Linked DNA regions of Homo sapiens: all the other regions are linked to region 2. Evidence: read pairs that join two places in POLR2A ChIA-PET (ENCODE). Cell type or tissue: MCF 10A. All regions are shown on one strand. Links, peaks and the distances in the headings refer to the core of each region. The heading gives the core; the rest is flanking DNA.

What was found. Peaks named below come from ENCODE experiments on the same cell type or tissue, not always from the same donor. Only the 100,000 strongest peaks of a DNase experiment are listed, where the experiment ranks them.
Region 1: POLR2A ChIA-PET joins it to region 2 with 11 read pairs; 9 of 35 experiments call an interaction of 5 or more read pairs at or near these places.
Region 3: POLR2A ChIA-PET joins it to region 2 with 16 read pairs; 13 of 35 experiments call an interaction of 5 or more read pairs at or near these places.
Region 4: POLR2A ChIA-PET joins it to region 2 with 15 read pairs; 13 of 35 experiments call an interaction of 5 or more read pairs at or near these places.

What each region holds. Positions count from the first base shown.
Region 1 is chr1:161,534,465-161,542,885 of GRCh38, forward strand. TRN-GTT1-1 (tRNA-Asn (anticodon GTT) 1-1) reads left to right here and starts at 5,777; the gene lies at 5,777-5,850. It overlaps FCGR3A (Fc gamma receptor IIIa), which reads right to left. Exons shown (of 5, transcript NM_000569.8): 5 at 7,295-8,421. It also overlaps the pseudogene RPS23P10. RefSeq lists a silencer at 5,753-5,982. In MCF 10A, for the core only: no CTCF peak of the experiment used is centred there; a DNase peak (open chromatin) is centred at 5,727.
Region 2 is chr1:161,722,804-161,731,224 of GRCh38, forward strand. FCRLB (Fc receptor like B) reads left to right here. Exons shown (of 8, transcript NM_001002901.4): 4 at 186-206; 5 at 564-818; 6 at 3,018-3,284; 7 at 3,900-4,190; 8 at 4,444-5,340. The coding sequence ends at 4,859. Among named protein-coding and RNA genes, the nearest start is that of FCRLB, 5.5 kb to the left of the region's middle. RefSeq lists enhancers at 3,438-3,577, 4,638-4,687 and silencers at 3,788-4,027, 4,038-4,087, 4,118-4,377. In MCF 10A, for the core only: a CTCF peak has its summit at 3,434; DNase peaks (open chromatin) are centred at 3,368, 3,648 and 4,368.
Region 3 is chr1:161,608,694-161,617,114 of GRCh38, forward strand. TRL-CAA6-1 (tRNA-Leu (anticodon CAA) 6-1) reads right to left here and starts at 3,336; the gene lies at 3,253-3,336. RefSeq lists enhancers at 3,093-3,787, 3,788-4,481, 4,226-4,275. In MCF 10A, for the core only: no CTCF peak of the experiment used is centred there; DNase peaks (open chromatin) are centred at 3,496 and 3,938.
Region 4 is chr1:161,618,226-161,624,401 of GRCh38, forward strand. It overlaps FCGR3B (Fc gamma receptor IIIb), which reads right to left. Exons shown (of 5, transcript NM_001244753.2): 5 at 4,971-6,176. It also overlaps the pseudogene RPS23P9. Among named protein-coding and RNA genes, the nearest start is that of TRL-CAA6-1, 9.3 kb to the left of the region's middle. In MCF 10A, for the core only: no CTCF peak of the experiment used is centred there; a DNase peak (open chromatin) is centred at 3,456.

The sequences.
Region 1 (8,421 bases), core at 4,219-6,718, 190 kb before region 2:
GCTGGCTTTTTGGGATGTCTAGGGAAAGCCAAAAGCAAAACCCAGAAGATAATTCTTTTTGTGGAGGAGTTAACAGATATAGCACTGACCAATCAGAATAGCCACTGGCTATACATTTCCCCATTATAACAGGATTCACTGCATTCCATAAATTTTGTTTTTTTAAATTTCCAAATATATGAAGGCTTTTAAAAGTTATTTTTTGTCATTGATTTCTGAGTTAAATTCCTTATGTTCAGAAAATGTGCTTCATATAGTACTGATTCCATGACATATGTTGAAGCTTACTGGCCTTAGCCAGGTGCAGTGGCTCAAGCCTGTAATCCCAGCACTTTGAGAGGCCGAGATGGGTGGATCACTTGAGATCAGGAGTTCAAGACCAGCCTGACCAACATGGTGAACCCATCTCTACTAAAAATAAAAAATAAATAAATGAAAAATATTAGCCAGGTGTGGTGGCACACGCACCTGTAATCCCAGCTACTTAGGAGGCTGAGGCAGGAGAATCACTTGCACCCAGGAGGCGGAGGTTGCAGTGAGCTGAGATAGTGCCATCATACTCCAGCCTGGGTGACAGAGCAAGTCTCCATCTCAAAAAAAAAAAAAATAAATAAATAAAAGAAACTTATCAGCCTCATATAAAGTCAGTTTTCATAATATCCCATGTGAGTTTGAGAAGAATGTACAACTAATAATTATTGATTGCAGTTCTATATATATATCTGTTAAATTGAGCTTGTTAATTGCATTCATATGCTTAATAAAAGTAAATAAGAAAAAGAGACACGCTTAATAATTTTTTTCTGTTTGATCTAGTAAAGGTTGAAGTATGCGGAATTCTCTCACTGTGGCGACGGATTTGTTCATTTTCCCTTGTAGGCCTAATTCTTGTTTTCATATTTTAATGCCATTTTATCAGTTACATATTCATCAGTAGTTTAATCTTTTATTATATGATGACCATCTTCATCCCTAATGATGCATTGTTTCTTAAACTTTATTTTGTCTGATATTGTATAGCTAAATGCCAACTTTCTTTTTGTTAGAATATTCCTGGCATTCCCTTTTCCATTTAGTCTTTCTGTTTCTTTACATTTTAATGTCATTCTTCTAAACAGAATAAAATTGATCTTAAAAATGCATTTTATCTTTTAACTGGAAGGTTTTGTTCAGTTGCATTATTATAATTACTGTTATAGGCCGGGTCATGGTGGCTCACACCTATAATGCCAGCACTTTGGGAGGCTGAGGCGGGTGGATCACTTGAGGTCAGGAGTTCAAGACCAGCCTGGCCAACATAGTGAAACCGCATCTCTACTAAAAATTAGGTGGGTGTGGTGGCATGTACCTGTAGTCCCCAGGAGGCTGAGGTGGGAGAATCGCTTGAACCGGGAAGGTGGAGATTGCAGTGAGCCAAGATGCCACCACTGCACTCCAGCCTGGGTGACAGAGACTCTGTCCACCCACCCTCCAAAAAAAAATAGCTGATATATTTGAATTTATTTCACCACCTAGTTTTGTACTTCTGACCTCAATTATTCTTTTATTCTTTAAAAATTCTTCCTTTTTACTCTCCTGCTTTTGCATTGCTGTCACATACATGTAAAATGTAGCATAGGAAATGTATACGTATTCACAATCAACTGGAAACTAATAACTTTTTATTTCTGCTGTCAATCCAACAATGGAGGTAAAGCACAGAGTGGTAGTTCCAAACTTGAACTTCACAGATGAACAAAATTTCCCCACAATGTTGGTTACTGGCCAGGCAAGGTGGCTCAAGCCTGTAATCCCAACTACTTGGGAAGCTAAGGCAGGAGGATTGCTTGAGCTTGAGAGTTGCAGGCTGCAGTGAGCTAAGATCGTGCAGCTACACTCCAACCTAGGTGATAGAGCAAGACCCTGTCTCTAATGACATCAGAAAAGTTGGTTACTAGTATAGGGTGGCCAACTTTTCATTTTGCCAAATTGCAAAATTCATAAAACAAATAGCCACAAAACTATCATCTATCCTAATTTTAATTTTAAAAAAGAAAGGACATTTAAAAACAACTTATTTTGGCAAATGAAAACTTATTACTATTGGGTTTTCACCATTAAAGCTGATGAGCTTGGTCTTTCCTCCTTGCTTTTGATAGGGCCAAAAGAGAGACATTGGCTACTTTAACAACTTTAAGGTGGACTCCAGGAATATCACCAACAGCATGACCTTTCCTGCCAAATCCAGCAACCAGAACTGTTGCAGGAAGTCAGGACCCTGAATGGAGGGACCAGCTGGAGTCGAGGCAGAAGAACATAAATTGTGATGATTTCATGGACATTTATCAGTTTCCAAAATTAATACTTTTATAATTTCTTACACCTGTCTTTACTGCAATCTCTGAACATAAATTGTGAAGATTTCATGGACATTTATCGCTTCCCCAATCAATACTCTTATAATTTCTTATGCCTGTCTTTAATCTCTTAATCCTGTCATCTTCGTAAGCTGAGGATGTGTGTCACCTCAGGACCCTGTGATGGTTGGGTTAACTGTGCAAATTGTAAAACATCTGTGTTTGAACAATATGAAATCAGTGCACCCTGAAAAAGAACAGAATAACAGCAATTTTCAGGGAACAAGGAAAGATAACCGTAAGGTCTGACTGCCTGTGGGGTCGGGAAGAATGGTGTCATATTTTTCTTCTTGCAGAGAGCCTGTAGATGGACACGTGAGTAGGAGAAATATTGCTGAATTCTTTTCCCCACAAGGAATATTAATAATTGATAGCCCTGGGGAAGGAATGCATTCCTGGGGGTAGGTCTATAGATGGCTGCTCTGGGAGTCTCAGTCTTATGTGGTTGATATAAGGACTGAAATACACCCTGGTCTCCTGCAGTACCCTCAGGCTTACTAGGATTGGGAAATTCCAGCCTGGTAAATTCTAGTCAGACCAGTTGTCTGCTCTCAAACCCTGTTTCCTGTTAAGATGTTTATCAAGACAATGCGTGCACAGCGGGATATAGGCCCTCATCAGTAATTCTAATTTTGCCTTGCCCTGTGATCTTTTATCGCCCTTTGAAGCATGTGATCTTTGTGACTTACTCCCTGTTTGTACACCCCCTCCCCTTTTAGAATCCCTAATAAAAACTTGCTGGTTTTGTGGCTCAGGTGGGCATCATGGAACCTGCCAATATGTGATGTCACCCCTGGCGGCCCAGCAGTAAAATTCTTCTCTTTGTACTCTTTCTCTTCATTTCTCAGACCGGCCGACACTTAGGGAAAATAGAAAAGAACCTACATTGAAATATTGGGTGCTGGTTCCCCTGATACAGAACTTCATCATTTTTTTCAATAAAATTCAAGCAATCATCATCAGGTACAAAGGCTGTGATTTTCTTGCTGTTCTCTCATCTGCCTCACAGCCTCCATCCTGTAACAAGAGGATCAGCTGTGCCAGTGGAGACCACAGCATCTAGCTTATGCTGGATGATCAGCTTGGCCCTGGCACACTTCTCAGTGGCAGAGCTGGGCTATTTGGCTCCAATCCCTACTTTTTCCAGCCCAATTCCCTTTGCATGAGAAGCACCTCCAAAAAGGCTGGTCTTCAGGACTGTGCCCGAATGGGCTTTCTTGTACCATTTACCATGCCACTTCTGATCCTGTCGGTGACAATGGAGCTTCCTGGCAGTAGACAGTCCATGACACTTGCCCATATTGCCAGCTCCACAGGTCTGAGCAAAAGAACAGAGACAAAAATTTAAAGTATAAAAGAAATGACTCTAGGCCTGGTACAGTGGCTCTCACCTGTAATCCCAGCAGTTTGGGAGGCTGAGGCAGGAGGATCACCTGAGGTCAGGAGTTTGAGACCAGCCTGGCCAACATAGCGAAAGCCCATCTCTACCAAAAATACAAAAAAATTAGCCGGGCGAGGTGGCAGGTGCCTGTAGTCCCAGCTACTCAGGAGGCTGAGGCAGGAGAATGGCGTGAATCCCGGGGGGCGGAGCCTGCAGTGAGCCGAGATCGCGCCACTGCACTCCAACCTGGGCGACAGCGAGACTCTGTCTCAAAAAAAAAAAAAAAAAAATACAAAAATTAGCCGGGCATGGTGGCCCATGACTGTAATCTCAGCTACTCAGGAGGCTGAGACAGGAGAATTGCTTGAATGTGGGAGGTGGAGGTTGCAGTGAGCCAAGATTGCGCCACTGCACTCCAGCCTGGGCGACAGAGCAAGACTCCATCTCAAAAAAAAAAATTAATAAAAAAAATAAATGACTCTAGTTTAAAGATCATTTGGCAAATTTATTTATTTATTTACTTATTTATTATACATATGATACTGTGTACATATAAACATATATGCATATATAATTTCTGCATATACATATCTATGTTTGCATGTCTTCTCATTTCACTGAACATCATTGAAAACTTCCACCTGCTCCTAAACTGGAGCCCACTGATGACAGAGGATGGCAGGGCAGAAAGAAAGGAGATTCTGTGTGGAGGCTATGGAGAGACCCTGGTTTTTGGGCAATATAGAAAATGGCTTTCGTCCAAGTGTTCTTATTGTTCAATTCCCACCTATGAGTGAGAACATGCGGTGTCTGATTTTCTGTCCTTGTGATAGTTTGTTCAGACTGATGGTTTCCAGCTTCATCTATGTCCCTACAAAGGACATGAACTCATCCTTTTTTATGGCTGCATAGTATTCCATAGTGTATATGTGCCACATTTTCTTAATCCAGTCTATCATTGATGGACATTTGGGTTGGTTCCAAGTCTTTGCTATTGTGAATAGTTCCACAATAAACATACGTGTGCATGGTAGGGAACATCACACACCGGGACCTGTCGTGGGTGGGGGAAGGAGGGAGGGATAACATTAGGAGAAACACCTAATGTAGATGACGAGTTAATGGGTGCAGCACACCAACATGGCACATGTATATGTAACGAACCTGCACCTTGTGCACATGTAGCCTAGAACTTAAAGTATATATATATATGAATAAAGTATATATACATATGAATTAAAGAAAAAAAAAAAGCCTTTTTAGACCCAGCACTGACGAGGTTCCCTAGGTCGATGGTGGTGGAATTAGGGGTCTCTGTCCTCAGATATTTGGATCTGGATATGTCAGCATGAAAGTCCTTAAGTTGCACGCATTTTTTAAAAAATATTTTTTATTTCCAAGCTGAATACCATTAATTGGAATGTTACAGGCTTTTTAAGCTCCGTGTTCTGTCTGCATGTCTAATATGCCGGTAGAAACCTTTCAAAACAGCGTGGGTTGAAGACTAATTTTGTAACACAAAACTCACTTACTTAGACATCACATTTTGCTGGACGTGATTGGACCTGAAAGAAAATATTTTTAATGCTCACGATAATAAGCTTATTATGAGTCAGCACTAAACGTGTGCACATGCATACATAAGTTGTCTACATCAGCAAAAAAAGCTTATCGTCGTACTTCTCTGACCAAAATCAACGGAACCCCCGAACCCACAGAGAGCATCCATTTTGGATTCCCCGAAGACCCTTCGTTCCTGCATTCTCTTCTGCTCTCCTTTTCTCAACCTCTTCTGCTGGAAGCTGAGTCCTGCTCCAGATCTAGGCAAGTGCTAGCGCAGAAAAAAGACCTGCCTCGCTCAGGGCTATGAGCCGCGCCCTGAAGCACGGAAAGCTAATTGTGTCACTGGTTTCAAATCAACCTCAATTTTTTTGGAGACGTGAGTGCTGAGCATTTTTTCTTCAGTGAAGTGACTTGGCAGCCAAAATCGCCAACGCCCGTCTCTGTGGCGCAATCGGTTAGCGCGTTCGGCTGTTAACCGAAAGGTTGGTGGTTCGATCCCACCCAGGGACGGAAGTCGCATTTTGTGAACCCTGGGTTTTTGAAACTTTGACTGAAAAAACTGCGTGCGATGCTATCCGCTGGGAGCGCTGGGGCCTTGGCGCTCAAAACCAGCCGCGGTGCTAACCGCAGGGAGCTCTGGTAGCAGACCTCCGCGTTGTGTGGTTCCCAATGTCCTCTTCTGCCTTAGTGCTGTACGGGTAATTTTGAGGTATTTGGTTTTTCCGACTAGGGTTGTAGTGATAACTCTTAGCTGCTTAACCACGGCAATTACGTTATGGAAACTGACACTTTAAGAAAATTTACTGACCAAAGGAAGTAAGTACTAATAATACCAAAACGAATTGTTTGTCTTTCCACCAAACCTGTACCTGCCTTGCCTTTCTATTTCCTAACTCAGAAAACGGGCACTATGTGTGGAACCTGGTCCTTAGTCACGCCGTGTACTGCTGGCTGCCAATTCTTGGAGAGTCGGCCTCCTAAATACCTTGTTGATTAAGCACCTTCCTCTCCAGCCTCACCGCCAGTTACTTCCTCATTGCTCCCTTTGGGTTACTGCATCCTGCCTTGCTGCCCTATTTGGCTTCTGGTCTTCAACTCTCCTGTCCCGTCCATCCATCAAGTAGTTGCGAGAGAATCCTTCTAAAATACTATACGGTACAAACCTGGTCTGCTTAAACTCTCTCAATGTATTGCAGGGTCTGATACGATCTCCTTAGTTTGGAAGGTAATGCCCTTCATGATCTGGCCCTGAAACTCTTTCCTCTCCCTCACCGACACAGAACCAAACTGCTTTCTTGAACTCACACTCTGGTTTTTGAATCTTTGCCTATGAACCTTGGGCTTTTCTTCTCTTCTTTGCCTGGCGAACTCCTACTCATCCTTCATGACCACACCCCCCAAATCAAGCCTCTTTTCTGCAGCCCTTTCTTCATTCTCTTCCTATTTAACTGTTTTTCTCACTAGAAATAAAGCTTCTCCAGGGAATGACCCTGTGTTGTTCATCTGGTATCTTCAGCACCTGAACTCAAGCTTGCACATTGTAGGTAGTAAATAAATGTGAGTTGAATGTCCAAGGTTTCCAAATGCACCTGTGTCGTGTCGGAATCTTATGTAATATTTATGTATGCAATCTAGCTTGAATCGTCTTGGTATATAGCTCATAATTCATACAATCAGGCTGACCCTCTACCTCTGCCCAGGCCTCTACCTCCTGTGTAGCTGTGCCTTCTCCTATCTGCCCCAATGCTCTAAAACGATCTCTAATGCTTATTCACCCTCCTATCCCATACTTCCCATAAGAATCCTCCTTAGCCCAATTGTCTCAGCAAGATTTGGAAAGCAAGCTGGCTAATTTATATGAGTTGTGGTGAGATGGTTGCTGGGAGGAGGGGGTGTTTCTTACCAATCCAAACCAATCTCTGTTACAATGTTGGACAAAGGGAAGAAGAAAGAATTTTATCATTCATATTTTATTACCATGGTTTTCCCATCTTCTATCTAAGAGTAGCATGCAAGATCTTGTAAAATGCTTTATTGGAACCAAGAAATGTTGCGCTTAAAGCTTACAAAACAGAGACAGCTAAAGCTTTCTTTCATAAGCAACAATTGTCTTCTCCATCCCCACCTCATTGGAACTGACATGATGAAGGATTTGAAAGTTTCATAACTTAACTCAGCGAAGCTCAGTAGTACATTTAGTATTGGTTATACAACATTTGTTTAATAAATGCAATGAACAAAGCTACACAGGAATTAGATATTGAAGCAGAAAAGGTGGTTTTACAGTCCCTGCATTAACCTCTAATTCTTACTACCCTGGCCAAGAAAGCATTTTCACCTCCTGCGCTTTCCTTCCTGTGTGCTTGTGGTTGGTTCTTTCTTCTCAGGCTTTCTCATTCTGATGCTGAGATAGTTCTGTTCACTTAGCAACTTGGGACAGTGACACAGGGTTTGTTCTGTACTTTCTTTTCCACCCCACCCCCCACCGCAATCCTCAGTCCCCTTCCTAGGACCATTTTCTACTCCTAGCATTAAGAGGACTCATCGTTATATACTTGGAGATGGTCCAGTTCTGATAGAGTCCCCTGGAAGACTCAATTCTACGTCACCCTCATGATTTCCTGTTAATTCCACTACGGCTAATGTTCTAGGAAGACACCCTTATCTCTGGGCTCAGATGGGAACACCTCCCTTAGACTATCCTGGACTACCTGCTATTTCTCAGCCATGCTTTCATTGGTCCCACTGAATTCCCTAGATCCCCAGCAGTTCCCACACTCTGTATGGTCCTGCCTCAACCATTAATTCTACTTATCCATTTATTTAGGAATAATTGTTTTTTTTTCCCCTCTAAACTGGGTAATTTATAACACGAGCAATTTTTGTATGTTTAAAGGATTACCATCCCTAGCCTGTATTGTTGCTTTGCTGTGAGGGAACGGTTGGGACAGAAAAAGTGTTTGTGTAGCTCTGAAACTTCAATTTCTAGGAATGCAGCTACTCACTGGGGCTTCCCTGCTTGAAGATCATGGGCTTTTCCCTTCCACTGGAGACCAAGGAAAAGTCGAGAGTTGGATAAGG
Region 2 (8,421 bases), core at 3,206-5,705:
AGTGGTTCATTATCTTTTTTTGGAGGGGTGAAGAAGAAGGGGCTTTCTCAGAGCTTGGGAAACCAGGGGCAGAAGAAGAAAAACAGGTTTTGGGACCATTCAGCCTTTCTTGTCGTCAAGAGTCTCTCTCCTCTCATCGCCAATATTCTCCTTCTCCTTCCTCTTCCTTCTTTCCTGTTCTGCAGTTCCAAGCAGTGGGCAAGCTGGTGAGTCTTATAAATTTCTCATCCCAATTTTCTACAGCTTCCACTCCAACCCCCTAAGTGACCTTTTCAAGTAGACTCCTCACTTCTTGGCTGCGCTGGGATAGTGTCTCTTCCCACTCTCGTCAACCCCTGGGACTAAATTTGCTTGAAGGCATTTAGAAATGGGTGCTGGCTGATGGACTGGTAGTCTGTAACCCAATGAATGTGATCTCCTCTCCTGCAGGGATGGGTTAGTACATGGGCTGGGGCCTGCGAGCTGGGGTTTCCTAAGATTTCCCAAACTCAGGTCGTTTCTTTGGGCACCTCACCTTGATTCTCTTTGCATGCTGCCCCCTCTCACCCCACTCCCCACCCCAGCTACTCTGGAGAAGCCCATATTGTCTCTACATCCACCTTGGACCACCATCTTCAAAGGGGAGCGGGTAACTTTGAAGTGTGATGGATACCACCCACTGCTCCTGGAGCTCCAGCCCATCAGCACTCTCTGGTATTTGGGCCACCTACTTCTGCCCTCTCACAAGAAGAGCATTGAGGTGCAGACACCAGGGGTGTATCGATGCCAGACACGGGGAGCACCCGTCAGTGACCCCATCCACCTCTCTGTATCCAATGGTGAGTGGACTGAGCACGAGGGGAGGGGGAGCACGTGTCTCCTCTGGCAATACTAGTCCTCTGGTGGGAGGGAACACTGGGCCAATCCCAAGGTGCAGGAAACAAGGGCCACACTGGGGCCTATCTTAAGTCTCTGGAGCAGGTAGGGACCTGCACGGCACTATGCGAGAGATGCAGTAAGGCATGCCTAGCCCCCAAGGTCCCCTTACCCTCCTGCCATAGTGTGAGGCACAGTGTGAACATTTCTGTTTGTTTCTGAGACCAGCTCAGAAGAGCAAAGGCTCCAAGGACCTGGAGTGCTGGACAGAGAACTTTAGGGGGTTGGGGAGGGAGCAGTAAAGGAAATTCACCAAACAGGAAAGGTGAGTTTCCCTGGCAGTCTGAGCATAGATCAAGGATCTACTCTCAGTTGAACAGTGTGATGCTTCTCTGTGCCTCAGTGTCCACATCTGTAAAGAAGGGACAATAATAGTATGTATCTCTTCGGCTGCTCTGAGGATTAAAAGTGAATTATGATTTGCTAAAGAAAAAAAGCAGCAATTGAACTGAGCACTTACTCAAAGTTTTATTGCAGACGTGTATATGTGTACACAGGAGTCAGCTGAGAAACTGATTCTCGAGATGCTTGAAGGGTTTTAAAACAGGATAAGAAAAATAACAATAATTTGTTCAATAAAGTACAGGATTGCTGGGCACGGTGGCTCAAGCCTGTGATCCCAGCACTTTGGGAGGCCAAGGCGGGCAGATCACCTGAGGTCAGGAGTTCAAGACCAGCCTGGCCAACATGGTGAAACACTCTCTACTAAAAAAAAAAAAAAAAAAAAAAATAGCTGGGCATGATAGCGGGTGCCTGTAGTCCCAGCTACTCAGGAGGCTGAGGCATGAGAATTGTTTGAACCTGGGAGGCGGAAGTTGCAGTGAGCTGAGATCGTGCACTCCTAGCCACAATTTGTATTCAGAATTTAAAGCACATCACTCAATGTTCAGATTAGCACTTACACACACTTCATATTCATACTCTGTGGTTTCTTGTTCGGAAATCATTGGTGATAGCAATAATTATACTGAGTACTATAGGAGTAATTACTGCTTACAGATTGGGAGTGCATGTGGATTGTGGCTATTACTTGCAGGATTCTTTCTCAATGTACAACACCTAAAATGGCATCTGCTCTGTGCTAGGGCTATGTAAGCGTGCTATAATGATCACAGGGTAATTATGAGGTGCTGTAGGAGATACCTAAGGCTCTCCTGGGGTGTCAGGGATGTTTTCTGGAGGAGATAAGGTCTAAGCCTAGACATGCAGGACAAGCAGGTGAACTTAAACAGGTGAAAGAGAGTCTTCTTGGCTGAGGAAATAGCAGGTACAAAAGCCTCGGGCTCAGAGCAGGGCCAGTTCTCTCAACAGTTCAGTATGGCTGGAACTTATCCTGTTAGGAGTGGAAGATGAGGAAAGTAGAGAGGAAATGGGGCAGGAATGAATACTGCCATGGTGAGGGAGAGGTAAGCAGGACCCAGTCAGGAGGACTCTGACACCATCCTAAGGAGGTTATAGTTGATTCTCATGGTCAAAACCCTTTGAGGGTGGAGCCAAGTCTCTGGCATCTTTGCTCCCTGGCTAAGTGAAAGACCAGCCATCCCCCTTCCTTCCCACTCACCTACAAATATATCTTGCACTATGAGGCTGCTGGGTGCCAACCACCAGGGAAGGCCTGTCCGCTCAAGAAAGCAGTGGGAGGCCAGGCCCGGTGGCTCACGCCTGTAATCCCACCACTTTGGGAGGCCGAGGTGGGCGTATCACCTGAGGTCAGGAGTTCAAGACCAGCCTGGCCAAGATGGTGAAACCCTGTCTCTACTAAAAAATGCAAAAATTAGCTGGGTGTGATGGCGCCCACCGGTAATCCCAGCTACTCGGGAGGCTGAGGCAGAAGAATCGCTTGAACCCAAGAGGTGGAGGTTGCAGTGAACCGAGTTTGTGCCACTGCACTGCAGCTTGGGCGACAAGAGCAAGACCATGTCTCAAAAAAAGAAAAAGAACAAGAAAAAAAGAAAGAAAAAGAAAAGAAAAGAAAGCGGTGGGAGATGGCGGGGAAGGGAGGGAGAGGAGTTAAGAGGAGAAAGCTGGAAGGCTGTGAGAGTGGGAGATCTCCAGGGCTGGACTTTCTGTGGAGTCAAGCGTGTCTGTGGTGTCTGTCGCAGATTGGCTGATTCTGCAAGTGCCCTATGCGCCAGTGTTCGAGGGTGAGCCGCTAGTCCTGCGCTGCCGCGGCTGGTACGACAAGGTGGTCTACAAGCTTCACTACTACCACGACGGCCAGGCCGTGCGCTACTTCCACTCCAGCGCCAACTACACTGTGTTACAGGCGCGTGCCAGCGACAGCGGGCGCTACCAGTGCTCGGGCACCATGCGCATCCCGGTGGAGAGCGCGCCCATGTTCTCCGCTAAGGTGGCTGTGACAGTGCAAGGTGGGAGAGACCAGGGGCCCCGGGAGGGAGGCAAATGAGCATTGAGAAATTCTGGGACAGGAGCTCGGCGAGAAAAGAAGGGGCGGAAGTTCAAATAGCTGCCACTTGGAGGGTTTCTCTTAGACTATGGACGCTGTCTCCTCTCCTTTGCCGTGAAGCAGCGCTTGATCCGCCGCCTGCTTGGAGGCTGGTCCCTTTCCCCGACGCACATCCTGGCTTCTCACTCTGGCTGGGGACTCCCACAGAGAGGGCAGCTCTGGCAGGGGCAGGGGCCACTGTGGGACTGGGACGAAGGAGCGACTCCCTAGCGTCCTGCAAGGCAGGCGCAGCGTCTCCTATTCTAGGCTGCAGAACCCGAGCTGAGTGTCAGTCGGGATGTGACATGAAGCGTCTGGCCTGGTCCCTCTTCCTTTCAAGCTTTCCCCGTCCCTCGTGGACTCGGTCCCCCTGCCCCACATTTCAGAAGGCTCCCCTTCCCCCTCCACGTGGACACACGGCCTCCTCCCCTCCCCCCTTGGTCTGTGGGTCTGCAAGGAGCCCTCGCGGGAAGCAGGAAGGAGCGGGGTCGCGGAGCGGTGGACAAGCCGGCGCCGTTGCTCCCCGCCCTCTCCGTAGAGCTGTTCCGGGCGCCGGTGCTGAGGGTGATGGGTCCGCGGGAGGCCCGCGGCGCGGCGCTGGGTGGGGTGGTGCTGCGCTGCGACACGCGCCTGCACCCGCAGAAGCGCGACACGCCGCTGCAGTTCGCGTTTTACAAGTACAGCCGCGCGGTGCGCCGCTTCGACTGGGGCGCCGAGTACACAGTCCCGGAGCCCGAGGTCGAGGAGCTCGAATCGTACTGGTGCGAGGCGGCTACCGCCACCCGCAGTGTCCGGAAACGCAGTCCGTGGCTGCAGCTCCCGGGGCCGGGTGAGTGCCTGCACACCCTCCCGGACGCCGACCCTGGCGGTCAGCCCTGCTTCCGCCTCTCGGCACCCACGAATCACCCCCGCCCCCTGGTTCCCGTCCCGCCCCCCGCCTTTCCCATCTCCCCTTCGCCGCCCTCCTCCTCACCCCTCTTCCGGCCTTCCCCATCCCCGCCCACCGCCCTACGCCCCTCCCCCAGCCCAGCGCCGAGAAGAACCATGCAAGCCGCGCGTGACTGGGCGTAATGCATTCACAGGTTCTCCCCTGGACCCGGCCTCCACCACCGCCCCAGCTCCATGGGCCGCAGCCTTGGCTCCTGGTAATAGGCCGCTTTCCTTCAGAAAGCCCCCGGTGTCCAGATCGGTCCCGTTGGTCACCTCCGTCCGGAACACCACCTCCACCGGGCTGCAGTTCCCGGCGAGCGGCGCCCCGACTGCGGGGCCACCCGCCTGCGCTCCGCCGACGCCCTTGGAACAATCGGCTGGAGCCCTGAAACCCGACGTGGACCTTCTGCTCCGAGAAATGCAGCTGCTCAAAGGCCTTCTGAGCCGGGTGGTCCTGGAATTAAAGGAGCCACAGGCCCTCCGGGAGCTCAGGGGAACGCCCGAGACCCCCACCTCTCACTTTGCTGTGAGCCCGGGAACCCCAGAGACCACTCCTGTGGAGAGCTGAGGGGGCGGCTACCGTCCCCTCTGCAGGCTCATTCCTCCTTGGTCTCCTGCTTCCCCTCACGCGAATTTCTTTCAAAGCCATCTGTTTGCATCCTTGTGTTTTGCTGTGGTTTTTAAAGGAGCGCCCACGAAGTGTAGTGGCTGACGATTTCAACCTCACACAGCAGTTTGTAACCGCAAGCATTCTCTTTGAATTCTCACAGAATTCAGCAAGAAGTAGAAACCTGTTATTTACTACATTGTGATTTAACTTTGGATGTGAATTTAGTCACCCTTAGCCCTTCAGATAAGCCTAGCCAGTACATATTTCAGCACAGGCAGTTTTTTTGGTATTTAAGTACATTGAGGTAACTGAGCACTTGAGAATATTTTAGGGTCAAAGTGTAATTATTCATAATGAATTTACTCTGTTGATATTAAAAAGACGTTCAGTCCTATTACTGATGAGTTTACATCTTCAAATAAATCCTGGGTTCTATTTAGTTTTGGCGAGAGAAAGTTGTTTGTGTGGGCCTCCCATTCCCTGGTTAAAAGGGTCAGAGTCTTTGGGAGGCTGAGGCGGGGGGGGGGGGGGAATCACCTGAGGTCAGGAGTCCGAGACCAGCCTGGCCAACATCGCGAAACCCCGTCTCTACTGAAAATACAAAAATTAGCTGGGCATGGTGGCAGGCGCCTGTAATCCCAGCTACTTGGGAGGCTGAGGCAGGAGAATTGCTTGAACCTGGAAGGCGGAGGTTGCAGTAAGCCGAGATCGTGCCATTGCACTCCAGCCTGGGCAACAAGAGTGAAACTCCATCTCAAAAAAAAAAAAAAAAAAGGGTCAGAGTTCTGTTAGACTTAACCCAGGTGCACCCCCTGCCCCAGTGCAGCTAGACAGACTGATGGGCTGTGGTAGCAGCAGGCAGACTATGCTAACCTTAGCCGTATATTAAATAAGTGTACCATTTGCATTGAGAAATCTTTTTGAAGAAACTTTAAGACAAATCCTCAAAATTGAGTTCTCATTCTTAGCAGCTTTTTTCTTAAGAGCCTTTCCAACATGAATACACCAAGATACACACATGCACAGATCAGTATGCCATCCTGCATGGTGACTTTACTCTCACTTAGTTAAAAGAAGAAAAGTGAGAAGCCATTTCAATTGCAATTTCATGGTTATGTTCCTGGAAAGTCCCATTTTGATGGGTTTTCCCATCTGCCTACTGGAGCCATCAATCCTCTGCAGAGCTAGTGTGATTTGTCCTCAGGAGGCCTCGTTCTCATCAGGTCCATATCCTTCTTCAGTTAAGTTTCACTGTTAAGGCTTAGAGCTGTAACAACTGTACCCTCTCATCCTTTACTTCTGCTTGATAGATGTTGCGTCACAACCCGATTTTCCATTTCTTTCTGAGTGATTAACCAGAATAATATCAACAGCCTTCATCCTATTCTTCTTAATATTGTTCTTCACCATATTATTATTACAAAGCCACTGAAATTATACAGAGAGGCAGGCAGGCAGGCAGGTGCACACATAAATTACACTGCAATGTGATAAGTGCTCTATGAAACATGATAGGAATTCAGAGAAGAAAGTTGAATTTTTAAGGAAGAGCAAGAACTACCACATGGAGATGTGAGAAAGATTGAGGGTATGGCAAGTAGGCTGAGGAAGCAAAGACACAAAGAAATGAAAGACTGTAGCGTGTTTATGGAGCTACAAATAATTGGGAGTGGTTGGAGAATTATGTGTGTTTATGTGTATCTGTGTAGGTGTATTTTAGGGAGGAGGTGACAGAGATGAATATGGGGAAGTAGGAAGGAATCAGAACATGAAAGTCTTGTTAAGAAGTGCTTTAGCCTGTTGGATACTTGGGATGGCTATCTGAAAGCATTCCTGACATGAAGGCATCAATATGTCTAATCTGAGGAAATGCTAACTTAAAATTAGACAAGAAGAATCAAACTTATCTCAGTGGATCTTTGCTTAACTCTGAGAGATATGTCCAGGTGCCTATAATTCAGTTCTGGGGTCTTGGTCTACAAGGGCCTTTGTGGCTCTGATTTCCAGCTTTCTGATGCAGGCTCATCTCACTTCTCAGAACTCTCTTCCAAGGCCACCTTTCCTAGCTAACTGCACTCTATTTCAGTGCCCAGGCTCTTTTCCCCTTCTGATTTTGTTTCCCTGAGATTTCTGCTTTTTTTTTTTTTTTTTTTTTTTGAGACGGAGTCTCACATCTCACTCTGTCACCCAGGCTGGAGCAATCTCAGCTCATTGCAACCTCCGCCTCCCAGGTTCAAGTGATTCTTCCACCTCAGCCTCCCCAGTAGCTGGGATTACAGGCACCTGCCATCATGCCAGGCTAATTTTTGTATTTTTGTAGAGACGGGGTTTCACCGTGTTGGCCAGGCTGGTCTTGAACTCCTGACCTCAGGTGATCCACCTGCCTCAGCCTCCCAAAGTGCAGGGATTACAGGCTTGGGCCACCGCGCCCGGCCGGTTTCTGCCATCTTGATATAGACAGGAAGTGACTAACATTAGTGGCAAGAGGCTTAGTAATCAAAGAATCTCAGGTCATTTAAAAAATCAGTTGATCATTTTTTAAGAGTACAAAAAAGAGAAATAGTTACTCAAAGGAGAGCTAGGGCAGCAGTATCTCTTTCATTCACACCTTTTTGGCAACATCAACATCCTTGTTCTTGTTTTGCCATCTACTTCCATTTAGAACTAGGATGCGGGGGGATGGGGAAGAACAAGGACTTTTTGGTGAGAGTGAAAATCATTCATGACTCAACTTTCTGGTGTAGGGGAGAGGAATTGACTCATATGGCCTGTAGACTCCACTGTCTTCTTCGTGTACCCCAGCTTTTAAGAGGAGGGCAGGATCAAGATGATCTTCTAAGATATCTGTTATTGATCTCCCAGGAAGACCTGCATTAAGGAAATATCAGCTTCATCTTCATCCCTTTTGTTTGAGGTTCCTACATGCATTTAGGGAAACCAGAAGGCTAGCTAGCCCAGGTTGTCCAAGGGGACTCTCAGAGCTCATTCCCAAACAGCAGGGATGGCAGAAAAATGCTGGAGAAACCTAGGGAGGAATCTGCTTCTCTCTGATACTCTGATCAGTTTGGTGTCTCAGACTTAGGCTGCAAACCCTAATCCTGCGGCTGTCCATAGCAGATGCCAGACAAGGAACCCCAATGTCCGCTATCAGAGAGCAGAAAAAATTCTGTCGCATTCCCTTTGGATTTCAGCCTTACTCTTTAAACTGTTCTCCTTGAGTCTCAGTTTTTACTTGACCTTACACTATGAAAGGGGGATCTCTTTGGGTTTGTAAACCAAAATTAAAATTCTAAGCCCCCCCAATAGACTGAATGGACCCCCCTCACAACCAAGAAGATTTCAAAGAAACCTGAAAAACCAGTTTAGTCCACGAAGGGAAGTGGGGGATTGGACATGCCTAATTATACCCTCCCCCTTTTGGAGTTTAGCACAACTGACCAGCATAACATTAAAATAGAGATCCTAAGACTGACAGAACTGACTATGTAGCAATAAGATACCAACTCCAACCTGACTCTGA
Region 3 (8,421 bases), core at 2,716-5,215, 110 kb before region 2:
GTTTGGAAAAGAGTTTGAGGCCAATACATTGGAACAGTACTGAAGAGTTAGGGCTGGTAAAGAGGAGAGGATTGAGATATAATGCAGGAAGAGAGAGGGAGAGATGTGGAATTGGAAAAGCAGAGAATGAAGAGAAACTTAAGTACTGGCAGTGTTTCCATGTGTGATCCTATGATTCAAATTCTGTATTTTTGTCATAGGAACCTGGTTGAGTTTGTCAGTCTAGCTGTTTTAATAACACTAACAAATAGTTTACATGCTTATTAGCTGTTTGTAATCATGTCACTTTATCCATTGTTCTTTTAGAGAAAAGACTCTGAGTCCTGGACTCTGGAGGATGGTATATGTCAGAGGAAGTAGATCTGGTGGTACGATTAAAGTTACTATTGACTTTATCTATGTCAGAGAAATAGTATGATCCCATGTGGTTTCTGCCCATGGCATAATGAGGATGTTGGAACAAGACTCTATAGATTTTCAGCCCTGCCACTTTATATACTGTGCAAATTAAACTCTCCAAGCTTCAGTTTCTCCTTCCCTGCAGTGGGGATGATGATGATGATAACAGTACCAACCTCCAGACTGTTGTGAGGGTTCAATTAATTAATATATGTAAGAGGCAAAGAAGAATGTCAGGCGTATAATATACTATCAACAAATATTAGCAATTACTATTAATTGTTAGTTGGGTGATAACTATGTACTAGGTACTTGACATACACAATCTAACTTAATCTTCACAGTAGCATTATGGAATACTATCTTCTTTTTGAAGATGAGCATTATGAGGTTCAAAGAGGTTAAACAATTTATTCAAAGACACAAAGCTATAAAGTGGGGACAGGAAGGCTGGAATGAAGAACCCTGTCCTGCCTGAGTCTAGAGCCTCAGCATGCCACCTTACAAATAGGCCATAACTCCACTTATTACCAGACCTTCCCCTAGATGTTTTGAAATTGGTCATATTATTCCTTTGAAACACAGCTGGATGCTGAGCCCCGTGAGAAAAAGTGTGCATTTTATTGTATACTTGCAGAGACAGAGTCTTGCTCTGTCGCCTAAGCTGGAGTGCAAAGGTGCGATCTCAACTCACTGCAACCTCTGCCTCCCGGGCTCAACCAATTCTCCTGCCTCAGCCTCCCGAGTAGCTGGGATTACAGGTGCCTGCCATCACACCCAGCTAAGTTTTGCATTTTTAGTAGACATGGGGTTTCACCATGTTGGTCAGGCTGGTCTCAGACTCGTGACCTCAGGTGATCTGCCCACCTCAGCCTCCCAAAGTGCTAGGATTACAGGTGTGAGCCACCACGCCTAGCTAGTTGTGTGTTTTTTATAGCAAGTGACGGAATCTGCAAAATATCCTTAGGCACAACTTTACTGCCAGTTGAGTCAATGACAATATAAAAGCAAGGATATTTGCCTTTGCTTTGTTGGTGTAAACAAAATAATCAAAAGGATAACCTTGTGTTAGTTCCCAGTCAATCCAATCCAGAGTATATTTGCCCTGTGCACATTGGGAGATTTATTTTCATCTCAGAAATTATGGGAGAGCTTGGCTAGAACAATGCTACATTATACATTATATTTCTTAGGTTGATTTTTTAAAGACGGAGAGAAGGTTACACTAACAACGCACTTGTCCCTGGCTGTCATTTCACATTTTTAACTGCCCTTTTTTCCTGGCCCTGGCCCAAGTCTTACGCAGCCTGGCTTCACATGGAAGGAACCTGAAAAAAAAAAAAAAAGAGAGAGAGATGGAGTGACACGTACATCCTGCATTACATTCTTCCTTTCCTGAATCTCATCTCAATTCTCAACATTGACCCCCCTCAACCTGTTTGAACTTCTCAAGAGGATTGATGGTACTCACTTTTATATAGTTTCTTAGTATTTTGATAGCATGCCTTTTCTCCTTTTAAAAAACCCAACACACACGGAATATAAGAAGAAAGATTTTTATCGTGTTTAGTTGTGACATCTCAGATCCTCCCATTTGGGTGCAATCTATTTTTCTACAGAGAAATATAAACAAACTTTATTTACTTTTAAATGTCTGTTGATCATTTTGGTTTAGTTTCTTTGGGGACTGTTTCTTGTATACTAGGTATCTAAAAATCCTTATATTGTATGTAGTCTTAGTTTGATTATTGTAATCACAACTATGTCACCCAGTTCCAAAGGGGGGGAAAAAGTTTGAACAAATTAAATCAGAACACATGCCCATTATTAAAAAAATCAATTCTTGGTACAAGCAGTTTCTTGCCCCCTTCCCAGGTCCTACTCCTCACAGGCAACCACTTTCAAGTTGTTGGTTTTTTAAAAGAATTTTTGATTTTGCAATAATTTTAGATGAACAGACAAGTTGCAAAGATACTACATAAAGTTATTACTCTATATCCTTTCTACTTCCCCTAATGTTAAAACCTTACATAACCATGTTATATTTATCAAACCTAAGAAATTGGCATTGGTATAACATTAATGACTTTTTTTTTTTTTTTTGGACACAGGGTCTCACTCTGTACCCCAGCCTGGAGTGCAGTGGCACGATCTCGGCTCACTGCAACCTCTGCCCCCTGGGCTCAAGAGATTCGCCTCAGGCTCCCGGAGTAGCTGGGACTACAGGCGCGAACCCCGGGTACTTGGGAGGCTGAGGCACGAGAACCGCGTGGACCGGGAAGACGGAGGCTGCAGTGAGCCAAGATCGCGCCACAGTACTCCAGCCTGGGGTACAGAGTGAGAACCTGTCTCAAAAAAAAAAAAAAAAAAGCTGGGGAGCGGGGCAAGGCGGTGGAGAATCTGATCCTTACCAAAGTTTGACACTACTGCGTTAGCGTTAAAAAAAAAACCCAGCTAAGACTGTAGAGCAAATTAAAGGATCCTGTGTTGAGGGCGTTCTCTTGTTTAGTCAAAGGAGATGGTATCTGCCTGCCTTAGTGTGCTTGACGCACAGAAAGGGCTCAACACATTGTTGTTGAATAAAAGAATGGATAAATTGACACTGGGAAGTTGGAGTCCAAAGTTAAACTTAGTCTCAACTGCTCCCTGTTTTCATAGACCAGACTCCAGCCTACAATACAGGAAAAATAGATTTAGTTCTATATGTGCAGAGAAGCACAAATAATTTTCGTAAATGTAGATACCCAGGATAAAACGCAGTGTTGACCGATCGAAAAGTCTTTCTCTAAGAATTCAAACATAATTGCTGGTTGGTTCAAATCAGGAGGAAAAGTAAGGATGGAAAACATACGTTGTCAAAAGTGGGATTCGAACCCACGCCTCCAGCGGAGGGTGCGATTTGAACGCAGCGCCTTAAGACTGCTCGGCCATCCTGACACACGTTTTGCTAAACTTCCTAATTTCTCCTAATTTTATCATATACTGATGGTGCACGCTATCAGGTCACATTAATGTGTCTATTTACTGTTTCAAATAAAATTGTAACTCTCTCTAGACCTTGTCGCAAAGCGGGAAAAATGAAACAGCCTCCGACAGCTCTTTCCTCTTTCCTCACTACCCAAACTAAACCTTAAGGCTCCATTTTCCCTGGCGACTCTTCGAGCGCCCCTCTGCTTCTGTAGAGGGGTCGAGCCATGTCAAGGTAGACCCTGTGTCGGCCCGTCTCCCTCGGATCCTCCGCACCAATCACTGTTGCTGAATCCGACACCCGGCGGATCCAGTGCGGAGTCTCGAACAGCTGCGGAGCTGGGAGCTACGGGACATGAGGAGTGCGGGGGGGAAGAGAAGACGGCGGAGGAAAATCCCCCGGCGGTGCTCAACTGCGGCTTTCTCTCTCGGCTGTGAGCCGGCTCCGCCCTCCGGCTTCCAGAGCAAGTGGCTTCTGCGTTCACCGCCCCCCGCCGTTTGTGGGGCGGGGCCGATTCATAAGAATCGGTTCTCACCAATGGAGGGCTTAGCATGTTTAACCTCAGGATCATAAACAAAAGACACTGCTAGAACGGTCGGGAAAGTCATACGCTTTGCTTATCTTATATATAGATTTCTAAAATTCCAAACCGGGGACGCGTTGGTGGTGTAGTGGTGAGCACAGCTGCCTTTCAAGCAGTTAACGCGGGTTCGATTCCCGGGTAACGAAACGTTTTTGTCTTTCCTTCTACGAAAAACTTTTCTGAGCCGGAGCCTCCAGCGCGCTGTGTATTCGTTTTACGCCTCAACGAAACTGCAGCAATACCTCACTTTCCGTACTCGCTTCCTGTCTTTCCCCTGGCCTCTTTCTAAACCCAGGCTTTTTTTGAAGGGATTAAATTCTGATGGTTCTTTCCTCCCTTCCTTCCTTTGTAAACTTCCAACTCTTGAGGAATCTTTGGGATCATTTCAATCCTGGGATGAGTCTTAGCTTCAGAAAGGGGCTCTTGTGTCTTCACTTGCGAGGTTCATTCGCTAGCCTCTACAAATCATCACTTAAGCCCCTAATTATTCCCGGCCGAGGTCCTAGGCTAAGGTCCCGGGCCAAGCTTTCTAATTAGTCCCAGGCCAAGGTCCCAGGCCAACCTAAATCACGCATTCTCCAAAACAGCCGGCAAACTAAGCACATTCCTTCCCGTTTCCAGTCCATAAACCCCCCCCCCCAAGTGGCCTCATAGTAAGCAACTCATTCGGGCCCCCTCTCTGCTGGCAAAAAGCTCAGATGTACTGGACTGTGCATTTGATTTGGAACTGAGTTACATGGGAGAGAAGCAGGGATTCAGTTTGGCTGGGAATCAAACTCTTTTGATAATTTCCTAATAAACTGATAGTCATTAGATGACTTGTAGTCTCGATAAGTTGAAACTTTTTCCTAACATGCTGTTTATGATACTGAGTTCTTTGTCACCGGTTGAACTAACAGCAATTGTATTCACAAATTTTCCAGCCTTTAAAATACTGTCTGAGGGTTTTATGTATCCGTTATCTTTTATTATACAAAAGTCATTTATTGGAATGACATATATAATTAGATTGACCCTAACCATTCAGGCTGGATGAGGCAACACAGTGTGAAGATTAAGTGCATGGGCTCTGTTGTGCTTCCTGTGTTTGAATCTTGGCTCTCTTTGTCTCCATTTCCTCCTGTAAAAGAGGATAATGATGATAATTTTAATTCTTCAATGGGTTAATATATAAACATATATTACAAATGTATAAACATTGCCAGGAGGGTCCATTGTTAATGCCTGTAGTGGGATGATGTTTGAGATTTTAAGTCTCATTCCCTAAAATGGAGGTGAAATTCAACAGGGATGGGAAGAAAGAACATCTGCACCTCAGCCACCCTTTAGCTCCAAACCTCCCTTATGCTCTCATCTGCCCCACAGCCTCCATCCTGTAACAAGAGGACCAGCTGTGCCAGTGGAGGCCACAGCATCTAGCTTATGCCTCCAATGTAACCTGTTACTGCCCACCTGTTCTCCCTGATATTCTCTGACTCTTAGTACTAAGGTCCCACAGAGGCTGCAGTGCCCACAGGCAAGAAGAACCAAAGGGTAGTACTGACTGGTAGTGGCTAGCCACAGCTGTGTGGGGCCAGATTGACACTGCGCAATCGCTAAGTGGATCAGTGTTCAGGCTGCCCTGTCTTGGGAGACATATAGGGACAGGGACCTATAACCAACACCTGCCATAGGCTGGCTTCAGTTAGCCCTTCACGTTGGGATTCACTGAGTGGTTTTTCTGGAAGTGGCCACCTAGAGTTCCCTGTGGCCAGCCAAGGTATGGGGGCTGGCTTTTTGGGATGTCTAGGGAAAGCCAAAAGCAAAACCCAGAAGATAATTCTTTTTGTGGAGGAGTTAACAGATATAGCACTGACCAATCAGAATAGCCACTGGCTATACATTTCCCCATTATAACAGGATTCACTGCATTCCATAAATTTTGTTTTTTTAAATTTCCAAATATATGAAGGCTTTTAAAAGTTATTTTTTGTTATTGATTTCTGAGTTAAATTCCTTATGTTCAGAAAATGTGCTTCATATAGTACTGATTCCATGACATATGTTGAAGCTTACTGGCCTTAGCCAGGTGCGGTGGCTCAAGCCTGTAATCCCAGCACTTTGAGAGGCCGAGATGGGTGGATCACTTGAGATCAGGAGTTCAAGACCAGCCTGACCAACATGGTGAACCCATCTCTACTAAAAATAAAAAATAAATAAATGAAAAATATTAGCCAGGTGTGGTGGCACACGCACCTGTAATCCCAGCTACTTAGGAGGCTGAGGCAGGAGAATCACTTGCACCCAGGAGGCGGAGGTTGCAGTGAGCTGAGATAGTGCCATCATACTCCAGCCTGGGTGACAGAGCAAGTCTCCATCTCAAAAAAAAATAAATAAATAAATAAAAGAAACTTATCAGCCTCATATAAAGTCAGTTTTCATAATATCCCATGTGAGTTTGAGAAGAATGTACAACTAATAATTATTGATTGCAGTTCTATATATATATATCTGTTAAATTGAGCTTGTTAATTGCATTCATATGCTTAATAAAAGTAAATAAGAAAAAGAGACACACGCTTAATAATTTTTTTCTGTTTGATCTAGTAAGGGTTGAAGTATGCGGAATTCTCTCACTGTGGCGACGGATTTGTTCATTTTCCCTTGTAGGCCTAATTCTTGCTTTCATATTTTAATGCCATTTTATCTGTTATATATTCATCAGTAGTTTAATCTTTTATTATATGATGACCATCTTCATCCCTAATGATGCATTATTTCTTAAACTTTATTTTGTCTGATATTGTATAGCTATATGCCAACTTTCTTTTTGTTAGAATATTCCTGGCATTCCCTTTTCCATTTAGTCTTTCTGTTTCTTTACATTTTAATGTCATTCTTCTAAACAGAATAAAACTGATCTTAAAAATTCACTTTATCTTTTAACTGGAAGGTTTTGTTCAGTTGCATTATTATAATTACTGTTATAGGCCGGGTCATGGTGGCTTACACCTGTAATCCCAGCACTTTGGGAGGCTGAGGCAGGTGGATCACTTGAGGTCAGGAGTTCAAGACCAGCCTGGCCAACATAGTGAAACCGCATCTCTACTAAAAATTAGGTGGGTGTGGCGGCATGCACCTGTAGTCCCCAGGAGGCTGAGGTGGGAGAATCGCTTGAACCGGGAAGGTGGAGATTGCAGTGAGCCAAGATGCTACCACTGCACTCCAGCCTGGGTGACAGAGACTCTGTCCACCCACCCTCCAAAAAAAAATAGCTGATATATTTGAATTTATTTCACCACCTCGTTTTGTACTTTTGACCTCAATTATTCTTTTATTTTTATTTTTTTTTAATTGATCATTCTTGGGTGTTTCTCACAGAGGGGGATTTGGCAGGGTCATAGGACAATGGTGGAGGGAGGGTCAGCAGATAAACAAGTGAACAAAGGTCTCTGGTTTTCCTAGGCAGAGGACCCTGCGGCCTTCCGCAGTGTTTGTGTCCCTGGGTACTTGAGATTAGGGAGTGGCGATGACTCTTAACGAGCATGCTGCCTTCAAGCATCTGTTTAACAAAGCACATCTTCCACTGCCCTTAATCCATTTAACCCTGAGTGGACACAGCACATGTTTCAGAGAGCACAGGGTTGGGGGTAAGGTCATACATAGATCAACAGCATCCCAAGGCAGAAGAATTTTTCTTAGTACAGAACAAAATGGAGTTTCCCATGTCTACTTCTTTCTACACAGACACAGCAACAATCTGATTTCTCTATCTTTTCCCCACATTTCCCCCTTTTCTATTCCACAAAACCGCCATCGTCATCATGGCCCGTTCTCAACGAGCTGTTGGGTATAGCTCACAGACGGGGTGGCGGCTGGGCAGAGGGGCTCCTCACTTCCCAGAAGGGGCAGACGGGCAGAGGCACCCCCCACCTCCCGGACGGGGCGGTGGCAGGGCAGAGTCGCCCCCCATCTCCCTCCCAGATGGGGTGGCTGCCGGGCAGAGGCGCTCCTCACTTCCCAGACGGGGCGGCTGCCGGGCGGAGGGGCTCCTCACTTCTCAGACGGGGCGGCTGGGCAGAGACGCTCCTCACCTCCCAGACGGGGTCGCGGCCGGGCAGAGGTGCTCCTCACATCCCAGACGTGGCGGCGGGGCAGAGGCGCTCCCCACATCTCAGACGATGGGCAGCCGGGCAGAGATGCTCCTCACTTCCTAGATGGGATGGAGGCCAGGAAGAGGCTCTCCTCACTTCCCAGACTGGGCAGCCGGGCAGAGGGGCTCCTCACATCCCAGACGATGGGAGGCCAGGCAGAGACGCTCCTCACTTCCCAGACGGGGTGGCAGCCGGGCAGAGGCTGCAATCTCGGCACTTTGGGAGGCCAAGTCAGGCGGCTGGGAGGTGGAGGTTGTAGCTAGCCGAGACCACGCCACTGCACTCCAGCCTGGGCAACATTGAGCACTGAGTGAACGAGACTCCGTCTGCAATCCCGG
Region 4 (6,176 bases), core at 2,507-5,006, 110 kb before region 2:
ATTAATACTTTTATAATTTCTTACACCTGTCTTTACTGCAATCTCTGAACATAAATTGTGAAGAATTCATGGACATTTATCGCTTCCCCAATCAATACTCTTATAATTTCTTATGCCTCTCTTTAATCTCTTAATCCTGTCATCTTCGTAAGCTGAGGATGTGTGTCACCTCAGGACCCTGTGATGGTTGCGTTAACTGTACAAATTGTAAAACATCTGTGTTTGAACAATATGAAATCAGCGCACCCTGAAAAAGAACAGAATAACAGCAATTTTCAGGGAACAAGGAAAGATAACTGTAAGGTCTGACTGCCTGTGGGGTCGGGCAGAATAGTGTCATATTTTTCTTCTTGCAGAGAGCCTATAGATGGACATGTGAGTAGGAGAAATATTGCTGAATTCTTTTCCCCACAAGGAATATTAATAATTGATAGCCCTGGGGAAGGAATGCATTCCTGGGGGTAGGTCTATAGATGGCCGCTCTGGGAGTCTCAGTCTTATGTGGTTGAGATAAGGACTGAAATACACCCTGGTCTCCTGCAGTACCCTCAGGCTTACTAGGATTGGGAAATTCCAGCCTGGTAAATTCTAGTCAGACCAGTTGTCTGCTCTCGAACCCTGTTTCCTGTTAAGATGTTTATCAAGACAATGTGTGCACAGCGGGACATAGGCCCTCATCAGTAATTCTAATTTTGCCTTGCCTTGTGATCTTTTATCGCCCTTTGAAGCATGTGATCTTTGTGACTTACTCCCTGTTTGTACACCCCCTCCCCTTTTAGAATCCCTAATAAAAACTTGCTGGTTTTGTGGCTCAGGTGGGCATCATGGAACCTGCCAATATGTGATGTCACCCCTGGCGGCCCAGCAGTAAAATTTTTCTCTTTGTACTCTTTCTCTTCATTTCTCAGACCGGTCAACACTTAGGGAAAATAGAAAAGAACCTACATTGAAATATTGGGTGCTGGTTCCCCTGATACAGAACTTCATCATTTTTTTCAATAAAATTCAAGCAATCATCATCAGGTACAAAGGCTGTGATTTTCTTGCTGTTCTCTCATCTGCCTCACAGCCTCCAACCTGTAACAAGAGGATCAGCTGTGCCAGTGGAGACCACAGCATCTAGCTTATGCTGGATGATCAGCTTGGCCCTGGCACACTTCTCAGTGGCAGAGCTGGGCTATTTGGCTCCAATCCCTACTTTTTCCAGCCCAATTCCCTTTGCATGAGAAGCACCTCCAAAAGGGCTGGTCTTCAGGACTGTGCCCGAATGGGCTTTCTTGTACCATTTACCATGCCACTTCTGATCCTGTCGGTGACAATGGAGCTTCCTGGAGGTAGACAGTCCATGACACTTGCCCATATTGCCAGCTCCACAGGTCTGAGCAAAAGAACAGAGACAAAAATTTAAAATAAAAGAAATGACTCTAGGCCTGGTACGGTGGCTCTTGCCTGTAATCCCAGCACTTTGGGAGTCTGAGGCGGGAGGATCACCTGTGGTCAGGAGTTTGAGACCAGCCTGGCCAATATAGCGAAAGCCCATCTCTGCTAAAAATACAAAAAAATTAGCTGGGCGAGGTGGCAGGCGCCTATAGTCCCAGCTACTCGGGAGGCTGAGGCAGGAGAATGGCGTGAACCTTGCGGGGCGGAGCCTGCAGTGAGCCGAGATCGCGCCACTGCATTCCAACCTGGGCGACAGCGAGACTCTGTCTCAAAAAAAAAAAAAAAAACACAAAAATTAGCCGGGCATGGTGGCCCATGACTGTAATCTTCTCAGCTACTCAGGAGGCTGAGGCAGGAGAATTGCTTGAATGTGGGAGGTGGAGGTTGCAGTGAGCCGAAATCGCACCACTGCACTCCAGCCTGGGCAACAGAGCAAGACTCCATCTCAAAAAAAAAAATTAATTAAAAAAAAATAAATGACTCTAGTTTAAAGATCATTTGGCAAATTTATTTATTTACTTATTTAGTATACATATGATACACATATATGTATTTTACATAAGATATAAAATATGTGTACACATAAACATATATGCATATATAATTTCTGCATATGCATATCTATGTTTGCATGTCTTCTCATTTCACTAAACATCATTGAAAACTTCCACCTGCAACTAAACTGGAGCCCACTGATGACAGAGGATGGCAGGGCAGAAAGAAAGGAGATTCTGTGTGGAGGCTATGGAGAGGCCCTGGGTCTTGGGCAGTATAGAAAATGGCTTTTGTCCAAGTGTTCTTATTGCTCAATTCCCACCTATGAGTGAGAACATGCGGTGTTTGATTTTCTGTCCTTGCGAAAGTTTGTTTAGACTGATGGTTTCCAGCTTCATCTATGTCCCTACAAAGGACATGAACTCATCCTTTTTTATGGCTGCATAGTATTCTATAGTGTATATGTGCCACATTTTCTTACTCCAGTCTATCATTGATGGACATTTGGGTTGGTTCCAAGTCTTTGCTATTGTGAATATTTCCGCAATAAACTTACGTGTGCACGGGTGGGGAACATCACACACCGGGACCTGTCGTGGGTGGGGAAGGGGGGAGGGATAACATTAGGAAAAACACCTAATGTAAATGACGAGTTAATGGGTGCAGCACACCAACATGGCACATGTATACATATGTAACAAACCTGCACCTTGTGCACATGTAGCCTAGAACTTGAAGTATATATATATGAATTAAAGAAAAAAAAGGCTTTTTAGACCCAGCACTGACGAGATTCCCTAGGTCGATGGTGGTGGAATTAGGGGTCTCTGTCCTCAGACATTTGGATCTGGATATGTCAGCATGAAAGTCCTTAAGTTGCAGGCATTTTTTAAAAAATATTTTTTATTTCCAAGCTGAATACCATTAATTGGAATGTTACAGGCTTTTTAAGCTCCGTGTTCTGTCTGCATGGCTAATATGCCCGTAGAAACCTTTCAAAACAGCGTGGGTTGAAGACTAATTTTGTAACACAAAACTCACTTACTTAGATATCACATTTTGCTGGACGTGATTGGACCTGAAAGAAAATATTTTTAATGCTCACGACAATAACCTTTTTATGAGTCAGCACTAAACGTGTGCACATGCATACATAAGTTGTCTACATCAGCAAAAAAAGCTTATCGTCGTATTTCTCTGACCAAAATCAACGGAACCCCCGAAATCACAGAGAGCATCCATTTTGGATTCCCCGAAGACCCTTCGTTCCTGCATCCTCTTCTGCTCTCCCTTTCTCAGCCTCTTCTGCTGGAAGCTGAGTCCTGCTCCAGATCTAGGCAAGTGCTAGCGCGGAAAAAAGACCTGCCTCGCTCAGGGCTGTGAGCCGCGCCCTGAAGCACGGAAAGCTAATTGTGTCACTGGTTTCAAATCAACTTCAAATTTTTTGGAGACGTAAGAGTGCTGAGCATTTTTTCTTCAGTGAAGTGACTTGGCAGCCCAGGTCGCCAACGCCCGTTTCTGTAGCGCGATCGGTTAGCGCCTTCGGCTGTTAAACGAAAGGTTGGTGGTTCGTTCCCACCCCGGGACAGAAGTCCCACTTTTGTGAACCTTGAGTTTTTGAAACTTTCACTGAAAAAAACCGCGTGCGATGCTATCCGCCGGGAGCGCTGGAGCCTTGGCTCTCAAAACCAGCCGCGGTGCTAACCGCCGGGATCCCTGGCAGCTGACCTCCGCGTTGTGTGGTTCCCAATGTCCTCTTCTGCCTTAGTGCTGTACGGGTAATTTTGAGGTATTTGGTTTTTCCGACTAGGGTTGTAGTGATAACTCTTAGCTGCTTAACCACTGCAATTACGTTATGGAAACTGACACTTTAAGAAAATTTACTGACCAAAGGAAGTAAGTACTAATAATACCAAAACAAATTGTTTGTCTTTCCACCAAACCTGTACCTGCCTTGCCTTTCTATTTCCTAACTCAGAAAACGGGCACTATGTGTGGAACCTGGTCCTTAGTCATGCCATGTACTGCCGGCTGCCAATTCTTGGAGAGTCGGCCTCCTAAATACCTTGTTGATTAAGCACCTTCCTCTCCAGCCTCACCGCCAGTTACTTCCTCATTGCTCCCTTTGGGTTATTGCATCCTGCCTTGCATGCCCTATCTGGTTTCCGGTCTTCAGCTCTCCTGTCCCGTCCATCCATCAAGTAGTTGCCAGAGAATCCTTCTAAAATACTATACGGTATAAACCTGGTCTGCTTAAACTCTCTCAATGTATTGCAGGGTCTGATACGATCTTCTTAGTTTGGAAGGTAATGCCCTTCATGATCTGGCCCTGAAACTCTTTCCTCTCCCTCACCGACACAGAACCAAACTGCTTTCTTGAACTCACACTCTGGCTTTTGAATCTTTGCCTATGAACCTTGGGCTTTTCTTCTCTTCTTTGCCTGGCGAACTCCTACTCATCCTTCATGACCACACCCCCCAAATCAAGCCTCTTTTCTGCAGCCCTTTCTTCATTCTCTTCCTATTTAACTGTTTTTCTCACTAGAAATAAAGCTTCTCCAGGGAATGACCCTGTGTTGTTCATCTGGTATCTTCAGCACCTGAACTCAAGCTTGCACATTGTAGGTAGTAAATAAATGTGAGTTGAATGTCCAAGGTTTCCAAATGCACCTGTGTCGTGTCGGAATCTTATGTAATATTTATGTATGTAATCTAGCTTGAATCGTCTTGGTATATAGCTCATAATTCATACAATCAGGCTGACCCTCTACCTCTGCCCAGGCCTCTACCTCCTGTGTAGCTGTGCCTTCTCCTATCTGCCCCAATGCTCTAAAACGATCTCTAATGCTTATTCACCCTCCTATCCCATACTTCCCATAAGAATCCCCCTTAGCCCAATTTTCTCAGCAAGATTTGGAAAGCAAGCTGGCTAATTCATATGAGTTGTGGTGAGATGGCTGCTGGGAGGAGGGGGTGTTTCTTACCAATCCAAACCAATCTCTGTTACAATGTTGGACAAAGGGAAGAAGAAAGAATTTTATCATTCATATTTTATTACCATGGTTTTGCCATCTTCTATCTAAGAGTAGCATGCAAGATCTTGTAAAATGCTTTATTGGAACCAAGAAATGTTGCACTGAAAGCTTACAAAACAGAGACAGCTAAAGCTTTCTTTCATAAGCAACAATTGTCTTCTCCATCCCCACCTCATTGGAACTGACATGAAGAAGGATTTGAAAGTTTCACAGCGTAACTCAGTGAAGCTCAGTAGTACATTTAGTATTGGTTATACAACATTTGTTTAATAAATGCAATGAACAAAGCTATACAGGAACTAGACATTGAAGCAGAAAAGGTGGTTTTACAGTCCCTGCATTAACCTCTAATTCTTACTACCCCGGCCAAGAAAGCATTTTCACCTCCTGCGCTTTCCTTCCTGTGTGCTTCTGGTTGGTTCTTTCTTCTCAGGCTTTCTCATTCTGATGCTGAGATAGTTCTGTTCACTTAGCTTAACTTGAGACAGTGACACAGGGTTTGTTCTGTACTTTCTTTTCCACCCCACCCCCACCCCAATCCTCAGTCCCCTTCCTAGGACCATTTTCTACTCCTAGCATTAGAGGACTCATCGTTATATACTTGGAAATGGTCCAGTTCTGATAGAGTCCCCTGGAAGACTCAATTCTACGTCACCCTCATGATTTCCTGTTAATTCCACTACGGCTAATGTTCTAGGAAGACACCCTTATCTCTGGGCTCAGATGGGAACACCTCCCTTAGACTATCCTGGACTACCCTGCTATTTCTCAGCCATGCTTTCATTGGTCCCACTGAATTCTCTAGATCCCCAGCAGTTCCCACACTCTGTAGGGTCCTGCCTCAACCATTAATTCTACTTATCCATTTGTTTAGGAATAATTATTTTCTTTTTTTCCCTCTAAACTGGGTAATTTATAATACGAGCAATTTTTGTATGTTTAAAGGATTACCATCCCTAGCCTGTATTGTTGCTTTGCTGTGAGGGAATGGTTGGGACAGAAAAAGTGTTTGTGTAGCTCTGAAACTTCAATTTCTAGGAATGCAGCTACTCACTGGGGCTTCCCTGCTTGAAGATCATGGGCTTTTCCCTTCCACTGGAGACCAAGGAAAAATCGAGAGTTGGATAAAGGATCTGGCTCTGAGTTCTATGTTTCCTGCTGCTTGTAGAGAGGCCTGAGGATGATGGGGTTGCAAATCCAGAGAAA